Regions from separate parts of the Homo sapiens genome. Here region 1 is linked to region 2. A link is a contact called in ENCODE Hi-C or POLR2A ChIA-PET data. All regions are on one chromosome and are shown on one strand. The core of a region is the stretch at or near the end of the contact, and the rest is flanking DNA. Distances in the headings are between cores, read along the strand shown.

Region 1 (6,894 bases), core at 814-3,313, 320 kb before region 2:
CCTGCAAACCAGGAAAAATCCTCACCAGAAACCAACTCTGCCAGTAGCTAGATCTTGGGTTCTAGCCTCCAGAACTGTAAGAAAATAAATTTATGTTGGTTAAGCCACCCAGTCTGTAACGGCCCTAGTGGACTACTACAAATGGGTAGAACTATATTGTATAAATTCGGAATATTTGAGGATTTTCCAGATCTCAGTGTTTTACTGACTTCTAACATAATTGCCTGTGGACAAATAACACATTGTTTGTGAATGCAGTCTTTCTGTATGTGTTAAGATTTTTTTTATGCCTAGCATGTAGTCTCTTTTGGTGACTACTGCATAAGCACTTCACAGAAATCTTGTTTTGGAGTTGTATGGAACATGCAGTATATGTTAATTAGCTCAGTTTGATAGCATTGTTTAAGTCTTCTACTTCTTTATTGATTTTCTGTCCACTTATTTCAAATATCAATGAGATAGCAGCACTGGAATACCAAGTAAAATTGTGGATTTGCCTGTTTCTTACCAGCTTGTCAATTTTTGCAGTTTATTTTGAAACTACCTTGTGGGATGTATACACAAATAGGTTGTATAAAGAAGAGCAAATTAAACCAAAAGCAAGTAAAATGAAAGAAATAATAAAGATAAGAGCACATATCAACATAAAAGAGAAGGACAAAGAAAAGAATAACACAAAATACTGATCCTTTGAAAAGGAGTAGGGTAGTGGATCAAGAAAAATGAGAGAAGATACAAATTATTACTATAGGAATAAAATTAAGATACTACAAACATCTAACAGAAAATAAGAAAAAAATTTCCTTTCCTTGAGTGTAGGCTGGACCAATGAATATTAGGGATATCACAACATCATTAAAAAAAAAAACAGAAAACTTCAAATAGATGCTCTGACACTGGGCTCTAGGAAGAATGCAAACACTTATTGTATTTATCTTGTATAATTTAGAGCTTCACAGTTTATCAGTGTAGTGTGTAGTAATGATGAAGAGTAAAACGGTTTAATACAAGCACACTGAAAGATGATTTCCATTGTTCTCCGAATGACCAAAAAAAAATTAGTTTTCTAATTACAAAACACATACCCACTCATCGTAAAATATTAATCCCTAAATGTATGATGAAGAAAGACAAACTGTACTCTTATATAAACCAAAATGGGTTTTAGGACAAGAGCAAAACCAAAATCATTTAAATTTAAAAAATGAAAAACTATCTATTTATTCGTGTAAAAAAGGAACTTAAATATTTTACCTATCTTCCTTTAGCTTTAAGGTCTTATAAATCTTTATTCTCCTCTACTCATTTCTATAGTCACAGCTCTGTATTTTCATAGAGCCAGAAGTCTGAGGTAGAAAAGTAAATTAAAAAAATTTTCAATTTTGAAAAGGAAGAACCAAAACAAATGATATCTCTTTAAACTAGAAATAAAGAGTTGAAATGTTTCACATATAACAGCAGCCAAAACAAAAGTTAAATAAGAATATATCAAACAAAAGATATTTAGGCTATTCATGAAAACTTATTGATGGAAATAAAAGTACTCATAAATAAATGGAGACACAAATCAAGCTATTTACTAGAAAAACTAAATATGGTTAAAAATGCCAATTTTCCCTATATTTATCTATGGTTTTAAAGGAATTGTTTATTGCATATTGTTTTCAAGTAAATTGATGAGCTGTCTCTAAAATTTAAATCTAGGAGCAAAAGTCAAAAATATCCAAGATATTCCCGAGGAAAAAGTGTAAAGAGGGGCAGGATTAAGGAAAATAAGAAGTTCGAGAGGAGGTTAACAAACTATCCTTTGTCTTTAACACAAGAGGTTTGTTTTCCTACCAACATCCATGAACCTGTGGCAGGCGAACTTGTTAGCTTGCAATGACTCTTGCAGTTACTCACAGTTCTTGGCAGTTCTGATTACAAGGATATGAAAGTGACAGATTCATGGCTTTCTGAAAAAGGAAGACAAAGACCTTCCTGCCGGCTGAGTAATGGAATTTCAGAGAAGTCCTCGGAAATATGTAGTGGGCTTATTGCCAAACTGCATGGCCAACCAGGCAACAAATACCCCTCCACTAAGTTGCCTGTTAATGGAAAAGTGCTTGCATACTGAGTATCAGAAAGTGGGAGAAAAACCTGTATGTTGTACTGGTTGTTAGTAATTCTTCTCTGGGTTTGTGTGGGTGAGGGAAAGAGAACAGACAGTAAGGAAGCAAACCAACATAGCAGTAAGTGTATCAGCTGGTGATATGTTTTATACCAAAATAATACATTGTGCTTTTTTTTTTTAAAGGATCAGTGGATGAAATATTGAAAAATGCTTACATGAATTTCTAAGGATTTTAGACTTTGTGCCATGCATAACATACAGAAAAGTTTAACCAGCGGAACGACCAGATTTTTTTTTTAAAAAAAGCAATTCTGCTGGCAATTTTGGGAAGGAACTGGAAGAAAGGAGAGCATTTAGGAGGTTGTTGTTGTAATAAAACGAAAACAAAAGGACACACAGGGTCAGAAGGAACAGATTTGACCTCAATGAAAACTCTGCGGAAAATAGCAAAATATCTTGAAAGGGGTAAACGTGTACAATATTTTCAATTGTATCTTATCATGGATGATATAAAGGATGTAAAGGTAAAGCTATAACTTGAATATGTTGCTATTCTATATGTTGATATGACTTACATGAAGAGTGGAATAAATAGGAAATTGATCTTTCAGTATAACCGTTATTGTTCAATATTACCATTCTAAAAACTAAAATAATACATTAACATATAAATTTGACTGACACCCCTCAAAATCAATTATATCTGTTAACAATATGCTGTAATTCATGCACTTAATTACTCATTTTTTTTTTTGCTTGGCTAAGAGGCTCAGAATCAGAATCAGGCTCAGAATCAAATGTGAGTCTCAACTGTGTCATATGTCATCTTCTCATTTTACATTGCTACATATATTTTTCTTGATCTTTCATTTTATTCTGGTTTACATTTTCTTGGTTCTAAGTTTGTATTTTCTTTTACCTTTTGTCTTTTTTTGGGTGAATTTTTGTAAAGTTTTCTCTTGTTTCTGTTGTACAAAATCTAATGAAGAAACGGCTAATAAGTAAGAATATACTGCAGATATTGCAGGACCAATTATTTTTGTGGATATAACAGATTACAGAAATGAAGAGGTTTCCTGCTGTTAAAACTAAAAAGCCCCACTGATGCAGATTATTTCTTTATTTTTGATCAGAAATATCTTTAGCAGCTGATCCCATTTGGGCTCCAGTATATTTATACTTTTTTTTTTAGTATATTTTCTGAAACTAGCCATATTCATTATGGAGACCTCTTTTACAGCAGCCTGATAGAATTTTCTAGAGTAGATACAAAGAAACAACAGAGACTATAAGACACCTAAGAAGGGGAGAAAATGAGTGATAGGGATGAGGGAAGGGAAATCAACTCGTTAATGGAAACCGACTGCTTCCAAAGTGCTGCCCAGAGTTGTCAGCTTCCTATTTTCAATCTTTAAAATGATGCTGGTGCAGGCCTCTAATCCGATCATTTTCGGATGCCAAGGTGGTTGGATTGCTTGAGCTCAGGAGGTTGAGGCCAGCCTATCAACATGGCAAAACCCCATCTCTACAAAAAAAAAAAAAATGACAAAAGTTAGCTAAGTGTGGTGGTGCATGCCTGTGGGCCCAGCTACTCTGGAGGCTGAGGTAGGGGGATCACTTGAACCCAAGAGGTCCAAGCTGCAGTAACCAGAGACTGTGCCACTGCACTCCAGCCTGGGCAACAGAGTGAGACCCTGACTCATAAAAATAAAATAAAATGAAATAAAAAATAAAAATAAAAAAAGATGCATGCTGGTTCTACTGTCTCCCAGTTCTATAACCAAAAACTCCTCTGGCTATAGGATACAAGAGGGAGAAAACTGCTGTTTTATTGGGGACCATAAAAGATGAGTAAATGCAGAGAAAATTTGGAAGGAAAGAAGACAGACATTTTTATAAGCATGATGGGTGCTGTGTAAGGTGGTTTGCATAAACCACAGAATTTACCTCCCCACAACAGCAATCCTCTGCAATCTGTAACATGAGGCTCCTGTAACATTTGAGCACGCTAAGATTGAGGAAGTAGATCATTTTCTATTATCACAATCTAATAATTTTGGGAGTCAAGAATTTATCTGGCTATTCCTTGGCCTAGAAATACACAGTGGCGGTAAGAATTTGGATTGCATATAGAAGACAAGTCAAGGAACAAATGCAATAAATATTATGCTATAAGAGTATCTTTTGATGCTGAGGACAAGGATGTGGCTAGGCCCAGAGAAGAAGCAAAAGGTTTGGAAAATAATTTGAGAAAGTAGTAGGTAATATTCTCTTTTTCATTTTTTGCTTGCTTGTTTTGTTGTTATTATTGTTGTTGTTTTTCACTGCTTTTCTGCGTCTATTCCTTTTTTTCTGTGAAGTCCAGCTTATTCTGTTTCTGTATTCACAAGGCCGAAGATTCCAATATATCTGCTCAGATAATATATCCCCTACTTGAAGGAAACTACTCTTTCCGTGAGAGAGAATTTGCTAAGAACAACTTAGATCAATGTCTTTATCTACTCCAATCTACTGTGACAGGAAGGTGTCGGCCTCTAAGTATAAACACTGCTGCCAGCACCCATTTAGGAAGCAGTGAAGAGGAAGACCATAAACTGGCCCAAAACCCTATGAGGGTTTTCCTTGTTGCTTTGTTGTTTTACTTGTTTTTGTTCGTTTTGTTTGTTTTGTTTTTTCTTTATAAAAAGAAGTGCGGACTATTTACAATAGCAGAGACTTGAAACCGAGCTAAATGCCAACAATGATAGGATGGATAAAGAAAATGTGGCACATATACACCATGGAATACTATGCCGCCATAAAAAAGAATGAATTCATGTTCTTTGCAGGGGCATGGATGAAGCTGGAAACCATCGTTCTCAGCAAACTAACACAGGAACAGAAAACCAAACACCGCAGGTTCTCACTCATAAGTGGGAGTTGGACAATGACAACACATAGACATAGACACAGGGAGGGGAACATCACACACCTGGGCCTCTTGGGGGGTGGGGGACAAGGGGAGGCAGAGCATTAGGACAAATAACGAATACATGGGGGACGTAAAACCTAGATGACGGGTTGATAGGTGCAGCAAACCACCAAGACACATGTATACCTATGTATCAAACCTGCACATTCTGCACATGTGTCCCAGAACTTAAAGTTAAAAAAAAAAAAATGCAGTAAGAAGGTTAAACACAGACAGAAAAAAGAGAAAAGAGTGAGGAATAATATATTTTTCCTAGAGCTGCAAACATAACCCCAACAGTAGTATTAAATGTTAGGAAGTATTTAAGTCTTTAGTGTTTGGTAAGTTCTTTGGGGAAGAAGTTTCCTGTGAGAATTCACTTAGATGACAGAAAATTTGGGAGCAGTTCTAATAATATTTGCACTAACACTGTAATCCAACCAGTTTTGGGCTGGCAAATAATTTGTCAGAATTGCCACGTCATTTTCTAGCCAAGAAGCAAAGCATAGTTAAGGAGATTTGGAAATCAATATACATGCATCCTCTCCTTGCTTCTTGAGAAAAAAAGTTCTTAATAAAAATAATATGTTGAAGCAAACAGGAAAAATCGTTTCTATATGAATGAGAAAAATAATAATTAGTACTGCCAAATGTACACAACTAAATTTCTGCGGGGAGTAATACTATTAAAGGGAACACCATCAGGTTTAGCACGTTTTGTTACTTGAAACTCAGTAAGCCTATGTGGAAGTAAATTCACAGAGTATAGACTAAATACATAAAGAGTAAAAAACATAAAATCATGAGAATGTAGTATGTTTTATTGCTGAAACCACCATTTAAGTCAGAGTATTGCAGAACCAATTATTTTTGTGGATATTACAGATTACAGATATGAAGAGTTTTCCTGCTGTTAAAGCTGAAAAGCCCCACTGATGCAGGTTATTTCTTTATTTTTGATCAGAAATATCTTTAGCAGCTGATCCCAGTTGGGTTCCAGGGTTGTGAATTGGTATTATCATCTCTTTTCCAACCACTTCACACTATACCACAGGAGAGCAGGCAATATAGAGAAAAGGTCAGTGCTTATATATAGAAAAGCCACTGAGTATAACGGTATGTTTTAAGTTGGGAGTATTAGATCCCAGGCTCCCATTCTCAAAGTAGCAAATGCTCACTCTTGTAATACTTTCATCATTTTGCAGAGATTCTCACTTTTTACATTATTAGGCTTTGATTTATTTAATGTTAGCTAGAGTTAAACATTTAAAAATTGATTGCATTTTAAAATCTTAGACCAAATAATTTATGTGTGCGTGTAAGTTGAGGTGTATTATATTTTATGAAAATATATAATATTTGGTAAAGAAAATCTTGTACATAGCCTGAGAGAAAATATTTTCAAGAAGACTATGCTAGATTTGTTTAACGTAACTATAAATTAAAAATTATGATTTGCTGACCAAAATGATTAGTTGGTATTTAGAATATGATTATCCTACATATTTATTGATTAGATTTAAATACACATTTGCAGGGAGTATAGCTGTCTCTAAAGTCTTAAACTGCATTTTTTTCATAATTACAGTTTCATATTGACTCTGAAAAGTTTACATCTTAAAGTCAAAGGGCTTTAACAATAATATAAATTCAAGAAATTACTTGAAATCAACATTCCCATGCTTTGTTCTTAAAAAGTGAAATCTACAAATGGAAAGAGTTAAGTAATGAATATTATGGGGTTTTGTTCTCCAATAGAACTTTTGAAATTAAGACAATTTTCTGTATTCCTACTCCCTGTTGTTACTGATTGAACTCCCAAGATGGATTT
Region 2 (6,659 bases), core at 1,695-4,194:
CTCAAGAAAATACCAGATCTGCCTACTTATGCTTCTTGGAATAATTATACATTACTCGGTATTTCAACCATATTTATATAAGAGGTTTTATTCAACTCTGTATTTGCACATTATTTTCTATATCTTTAGTCTGCATATTTGTATTTGAAAATATTCAATGAAAGTATGTAATATAGTGGTAGATAACAAATGTGTTCCATTAGGTTGCACAATAGAAATGGAAATGTGGCTTTATGAAATAGATTATTATCATTAAAATTATATCTTTGATTTTAAAAGTTATATTTAAAGTAGATAACCAAATCATGTCTTAAAATTTTCCATGGACTATATTTGAGGCTAATTTTATTATAATTCTCATTTTGCATTATTATTCCAAGGCAGTAAGACCAGATAATTAAATTAACTGTGACTTTGCAACTAATTTTCAGATTTTTTAGAACATATGCTGCCTTTCATTTTCTAATTTATTCAAACTTTGACCTGGCAAGTTATTTACCCCTCCAAATTAACCTGAGGATCAATTTCACAGAACAATAACATTTTAAGAAAACTGAGTAGCATAGTATAGATTTTCATAAATAAATTAACGTTCTTTTGATTATGAATATTCCTGAACACCTGAAGAGCCAGATTTGAAATGGCAGGATAGCAGCCAACTACTGCCCTGTTTTTAAATCGGTGAGTTCACCATTAGGTCACGTCAGTCATCTGAAGAGTCAGGGTTTCATTCCTTAAGACATAACTGTTCCATAGCAACATCATTGCAACTGGATGCTTTTCCAATTAAGGATCATGTTTGGCTGCCTATAGCAGAAACCTGTCTATAGGGGCTTAATCGCATAGGGATAAATTTTATCACATAGTGAGAAAATCCAGGGATGATAATAAAGTGACTTCTCCAAACCATCCAAGTCCAGGCTCTTTACCTATCTCTGCTCAGATATCTTTAATTTAAGGCCTTCATTTTGATGTTCAAAAGTTGGCAACTTCATGTCTAGAGATTGCATTCTTGCTCCATGCAGTTAAAAGAATCAAGGACAAAAGACAAAAGAAAAAGACTGGCAGTGTCAGTGCCTTGGTGTGTTCAGGCTGCTTTACCAGAATACAATATACCAGGAATTTATTTTTCATAATTCTGGAGGCTGGAAAGTCTGACGTCAAAGCATGGCCACATTAGTCTGGTAAGGCTCCCATTCTTGATAGGCAGCCGTCTTCTCATTGCATCCTCCCATGATGGAAGGGGCAAACTCCAAGTCTCTTTCATAGGGCACTAATTTCATTCATAAGTGTGGACCCCTTGTGGTATATTCTTCTACCAAACGCCCTACTGCCTAATACCATCACATTAGGGGGATAGGATTTTAACATATTAATTTTGGGGGAGCACACACTTAGCAGCCAGCTAAGTCAGTTCTCTTAAACAAAAACAAAAATCGTTACCGGGAATACACAACTGGCTATTTCCACTGAAATCTCACTGGTGATGACTATATCAGATGAGAACCCTTAACTCTTAGGAGAGGCCTCACTGCGAGTACATACAACTGGGAACACCGGAATACTGTCACACATTTGCACACAAATCACAGTTCTCTTAGAAAAGAAGGATGAGGAAACAAATATCAAGTAGGCAACTAGGAGCATTTGTCATGGAAGCTAAGTATGATTGAGGTAAGAATTATTCAACCTAAACTCTACCTGTTGTTAGTGTAAATTTTTCCACTTTTAATCTGCTTCCCAACATGTAGTAACTGTAATTACTGTTAGTCATAAATTTTGCTCAAAAAAATAGCTTCATAATTTTTACATTCCTTTTATTCCACTGGATTCTCAGTTGCCCAGTCCCAGTGTTCTCTGCAGTCACCATGCCTGAGCTGCTTACTAGCATGGCTGCGTTATTACCATGTAATATTCATTCACTTCCAAAACCTTTCTCTATAGGTCCCTCTCACACCATCATCTCCTGTCCTTCTACTTCCCCACTCCCTTACTCTCACTGAATCTGATCTCTGACATCTTTGTGATTTGTGGGCATTCAAACTTCTAAGTCTGGCAAACAATCAGGTCCCTTCTAAATTTCTTTGCCACCTCCTTCCCCTGTCCTCACATCTCCATGTCATGAATCTGGTAACTGATAATTTTATCAGTGCACTCATTTTAGCAGTACACTCATTTATCCTCAAGTCCCCATTGACTTTCCATAGAATATCACCAAGACCTTATGTATAAGACCACATATTTTGCTGTGTCCCAACATAGTACGAATTCCCAGAAGCCATAGATGGTTGTATACAACCTCTGCCACCCTTATCCCCCATGCAAATAGGAAAGAAAGAGTTGGGAGGCCTTTATTTTATACCACCATTCTACTAGGGAAGTGAAGCTTACCTCTTTATACTTAGTACATTATGTGTGTATGCAGGCGGGTGGGTAGGCCCTAGCTCAACAGTATTAATATTTTTGATCTCTGAAAAAATAAATACCTGATACTCACTATTCACTAAATATTGTTTATTGTAATACAATAATTCAACTATAGAAAGCAGTAGTCTCTGAAATCTCAGCAATGTATGGAATCTTTACCTTAGGACACAGATAGTATGTACTTCCTTCCCTGAACCTCCTGGATCTCAAGAATATGAAATATTACAGAAAGAAAGAAAAAATTCTGGGAATCAGGTAGTTCACCAATACATCTCACAGAAAAAAAATGAACAATTGCTCAATGAAATAAAAGAGTCAAAAATCTCATAATAAAGAATAAATCTTTGGGCAATTAAAAATTAGTATGACTTTTGGAGATAAAATCTTCTGGAACTCTTACTCAGTGCTGGGGAATTCATTTTTGCTAGATATGCAGGACTCTGTTAACATAGGCTACCAGCCAGCACTTACATGAACTTTTTGTTATGATAAACTTTTTATTGCAATGGTGCACGTAAGAGGGATTTGACCTGCATATGCCCTGAGAATTCTTTTCCAGAATGTAACTCACTTCAACAAGGCATTTAAAAACATGGGTATACTTTAAATAAAGATGTCTTCAGACTTCAGTATCCCATGCCCTTTAAAATCACAACCACTCAAAGAAATAATTGTTTGACTTCAAAATAAAATAAGTATAAAGATATACTTACTAATGATATGAATAAAATAATAATTATTATTAACAATTCATAGTCTTTATTAGATATGATGCCAAAAATCTACGTTGAAGATCTCTTTCTTGGTACAAATGTTACCTGAAAACATACATTTTTTTGTATATATCCTGTATGTTTACTTTTCAATTCTTTTGAAGTAAGGCCACAGGGATATCTAATTCTGTAATCTTATAGTTCTAAACCTGGACATAAGAGGAACAAGAATTTTCAACTAAAACTTGTTTAATATTATGCTTAAGATTTTAATAAAATGTAGTAAGAGTTGTATGTGAACTCTGAATGAGTTCTATATGAGCAGTAAGAACAAGCAAAATTTACTGATTGCCACCAATTATGTACAGGTTGCTGCTGTAGGTCTTTCTTTGGCTTGGGCTTGAAGTGAGATGCTATATGTAGGTATAAATATGACCCTAGATTCAAAAGATTCAATTATAACTCAAAATATGCAAAGCATCACAAAGCAGCATGGGAGATGCATTTGTCATATCTTAAGCTAGCTCTCATGTTACACAAATGTGCATTTTATCTATGATAACCTTAGCAACAACATTTTTATCTGGTTAAAACTCCTCCAGCATTAAAATCATTACTCAGCATTTCTCACAAAATATTGACCCTTCCCACGCCTAGCACCACCACAACATACCATTTTTGGAAATATGAGAGATGGTGATAGACTACTATATTCTGATCCTATAAACCTTTGAAAAACTTTGTTGGAATAATCATTACTGCTATTAGCCAAATATTCCCAGCTTTTCTTTTTTAGGCACATGGTAGGATTCCTCCCTTCCTTTGGAATTCTCTACTCTTGGAATTGAATTTGGCTTTTTAATTTGTTTTGGCCAGCAAAATGTGTGAAGTGCTGTTAGTAGCTGTAGAGAGAAGCTTTTAAAGCTAATTTGTAACTAATCATTCTCTCTCTCTGGCATGATAACGGGCACTATTAAAACACTGACCACACCATCAGCCTGGACCCTTTACTGACCACAATTAACAGAGACCTCTGCCAACCACGATAGAAATAAGGCATGACTGAGAAACAAACCTTCTTTATTTTAAGTCATCAAGACTTTTGCATTTGAATACTGCATCACACGTTAGCGTATCCTGATACAAGTGGGAATTTTAACTTACTGCTCTGGGACTGAACTCTCATGGAAAACCTGAACCAACAATCACAATCGAGTATTAATTTAAGATCTGTATTCCTTGTACTTATTCATTCAGGAAACATTGGAGGGTTAGGATAACATTGATAACTTTACTAGACTTGGGAGTATAAAGATGAATTAGTTGTGGTCCTCGACCTCAGTAACCTTATATTCTAATGTGAATTTCTGAGATGTAATTAAATAAAATAATAAGAAATTTATTTTGTAGTGGGTTCACATTAGTCGATTTTGCAGGTGGTCAAGCTTTCCATGGGAACCATTGCTCTAAGGACATTATTCTAAGCTGAGAAAACACCCTGTGCAAAGAATGAAATTATAAAAAAACTATTTAGATTACGTTGATAATCTTACTACAGCTGAGGCGCATGTCTATATATTAATTAGAATACATATGTCCAAAGAGATAGAATTCCAAGTTTATTTTTTATATTTTTCCCACTCTAGTTAGCAACCTAACAAAATATTTAGAGTTCGTGCTAAGCACCATCAGGGTTATTCCAATCTATATCTTACATTGAGACAGGATTCCTGCAGAAATAATTCAAAAGCATATTTTCCCTTGTTATATTTATTTTGGTTTCAGAAGAATTTGGATGTGTATGGTTGCATAACTTTACAGCTTAATTTATTGAATATTTTTGAATATTTGAAAATGTGTACATTTCCCTTTATTCAGTTGTGAGAACCAAATTTAGCATTTTATAAAAAACTTTCAGCAAAAAATTCTTTATGATCCTATGATCCTATGCCACCACTTAACAAAGTCCATGTGGGAATTCTGTGTGATACCAGGTGGCCTGTCTCTTCAGGAAGTGCATTTTCATAAAAAGGGGTTGTCAGGAAAAGGTGTCATATATCCATTGGGTAGCTTTATTGTATTTAATATTTTTCTTTATTTTTATTCAAACTGTATTTTAAGAAATTCATCAAAATATGCTAGGAATTTTGTTTTTCTTTTTTTTTTTTTTTTTTGCTGCTTCTCACTCATGTGAAATCCTCAGCCACATCACTTTCTGGTTTTCCTGCTCTTGTAAAAAATGTTGGTTGGGTTGGTTAGAGTCTTGTCGCTTCTAACAGCTAATAAAAATGTCCACACCGAAAAATCCATCCAAAGGCCAACTTTTTGTATCAATTTTGTGTTTACGTTTTAGGAAATTTAAGTTCAGTTATTTTGTGTTTTAGGAAGATGGTAGGAAATAGAACACTGTGTCATAGTACCATTTTTCTTAGTACACTATATATAAATTAGGTGGATATACAAATTGAATCACATCTAGAATAAAGCTATAGCCAACTTCCACTTCCTCAGCAATCACAGCAATATGTTATAAACTCTCCCGCATGTGGTATTAAATACTCTATTTTGAGTATCTCTGTGATTGCAACTTTTCTTTAGATCTGAAGAAGACATTTAAATTTCCAATTGCTGGCTTCACTTAAAATTGGTTTTCATTTATCCTGATCTGCATGCCTGATCCTATGCAACTACCATGCTGACATAGAACTCTTTTTCTAGTCTTGATTGCTTTTACATATGGTTCACTAGCTCTTGCCAACAAGCCTTTCTTAAAACACTCAATTTTTTCCTACTTATTCTGTTGTGTTTTGTTTTGTTTGGGTTTGTTCAGGGAGAGAGGGTCTCATTCTGTCTCCCAGGCTGGAGTTCATTGGTGCAAACATAACTCACTGCAGCCTGGAACTCTTGGACTCAAGCAGGACTCAACTCCTGCCTGAGCCTCCCTGAGTGCTGGGACTACGGATATGCCCTACCACCTAAGGCTCCTACCTACTGCATATTCATTTGGTCCATTTGCCCCTTTTCAAGAACTACTTAATATTCTTCATTTCTAAGAGCATTTTATGATTAAACATACTTGGAGAAAATATTCTTGGAGTCTCAGGTAGTACATGTTTAAACAAAAAATCTATGTATATTAATCCATGCTTCTTAAACATTAATGTGCATAAACCAACTAGGATGTTTCTAAAATTCAGGCTCTGCAAATCTAACTAGCTCCCAGGTGATGCCACTGCTGCCCATCTAGACCGTGCTTCGAGTAGCAAGGTGTTACTCTATCAATATCTGACATCCCTTGGGAATGATATAATCAATTATTGAAAATATTTACTCAACATTAACTACAACTGAAACAGCAAGCATTGCACTGCACCGGACTGTAATGATTAACTACTGAGCAAAACAATCAAGATCCTTGAATCTCGGATTCACATTCCACTGGATAATTGAGTAATAATATAAAATTTTAAAATCTTTCATAAGGTCAACAACGAAAATATCGTCCATACTATAGAATAA

What was found. A loop is a pair of places that touch in the nucleus more often than their neighbours do. ChIA-PET counts read pairs that join two places held with the same protein, here RNA polymerase II (POLR2A). Pooled maps may share reads with other maps.
Region 1: a map of endothelial cell of umbilical vein shows a loop between it and region 2 (7-fold over the local background). The contact joins two enhancer-like sites. A Hi-C loop is called at or near these places in 2 of 168 maps with a recorded cell type or tissue (PC-3 and endothelial cell of umbilical vein) and 2 of 50 pooled maps. POLR2A ChIA-PET finds 5 or more read pairs at or near these places in 1 of 52 experiments (activated CD4-positive, alpha-beta T cell).

What each region holds. Positions count from the first base shown.
Region 1 is chr3:80,185,345-80,192,238 of GRCh38, reverse strand. No RefSeq gene overlaps it. Among named protein-coding and RNA genes, the nearest start is that of ROBO1, 420 kb to the right of the region's middle. Within about 2 kb of position 2,063, at least 5 of the 41 ENCODE cell types and tissues checked have a DNase peak (open chromatin) inside an H3K27ac peak, as active enhancers do; they include PC-3 and endothelial cell of umbilical vein, where a contact is called at or near this core.
Region 2 is chr3:79,868,901-79,875,559 of GRCh38, reverse strand. No RefSeq gene overlaps it. Among named protein-coding and RNA genes, the nearest start is that of ROBO1, 100 kb to the right of the region's middle. Within about 2 kb of position 2,944, at least 3 of the 41 ENCODE cell types and tissues checked have a DNase peak (open chromatin) inside an H3K27ac peak, as active enhancers do; they include PC-3 and endothelial cell of umbilical vein, where a contact is called at or near this core.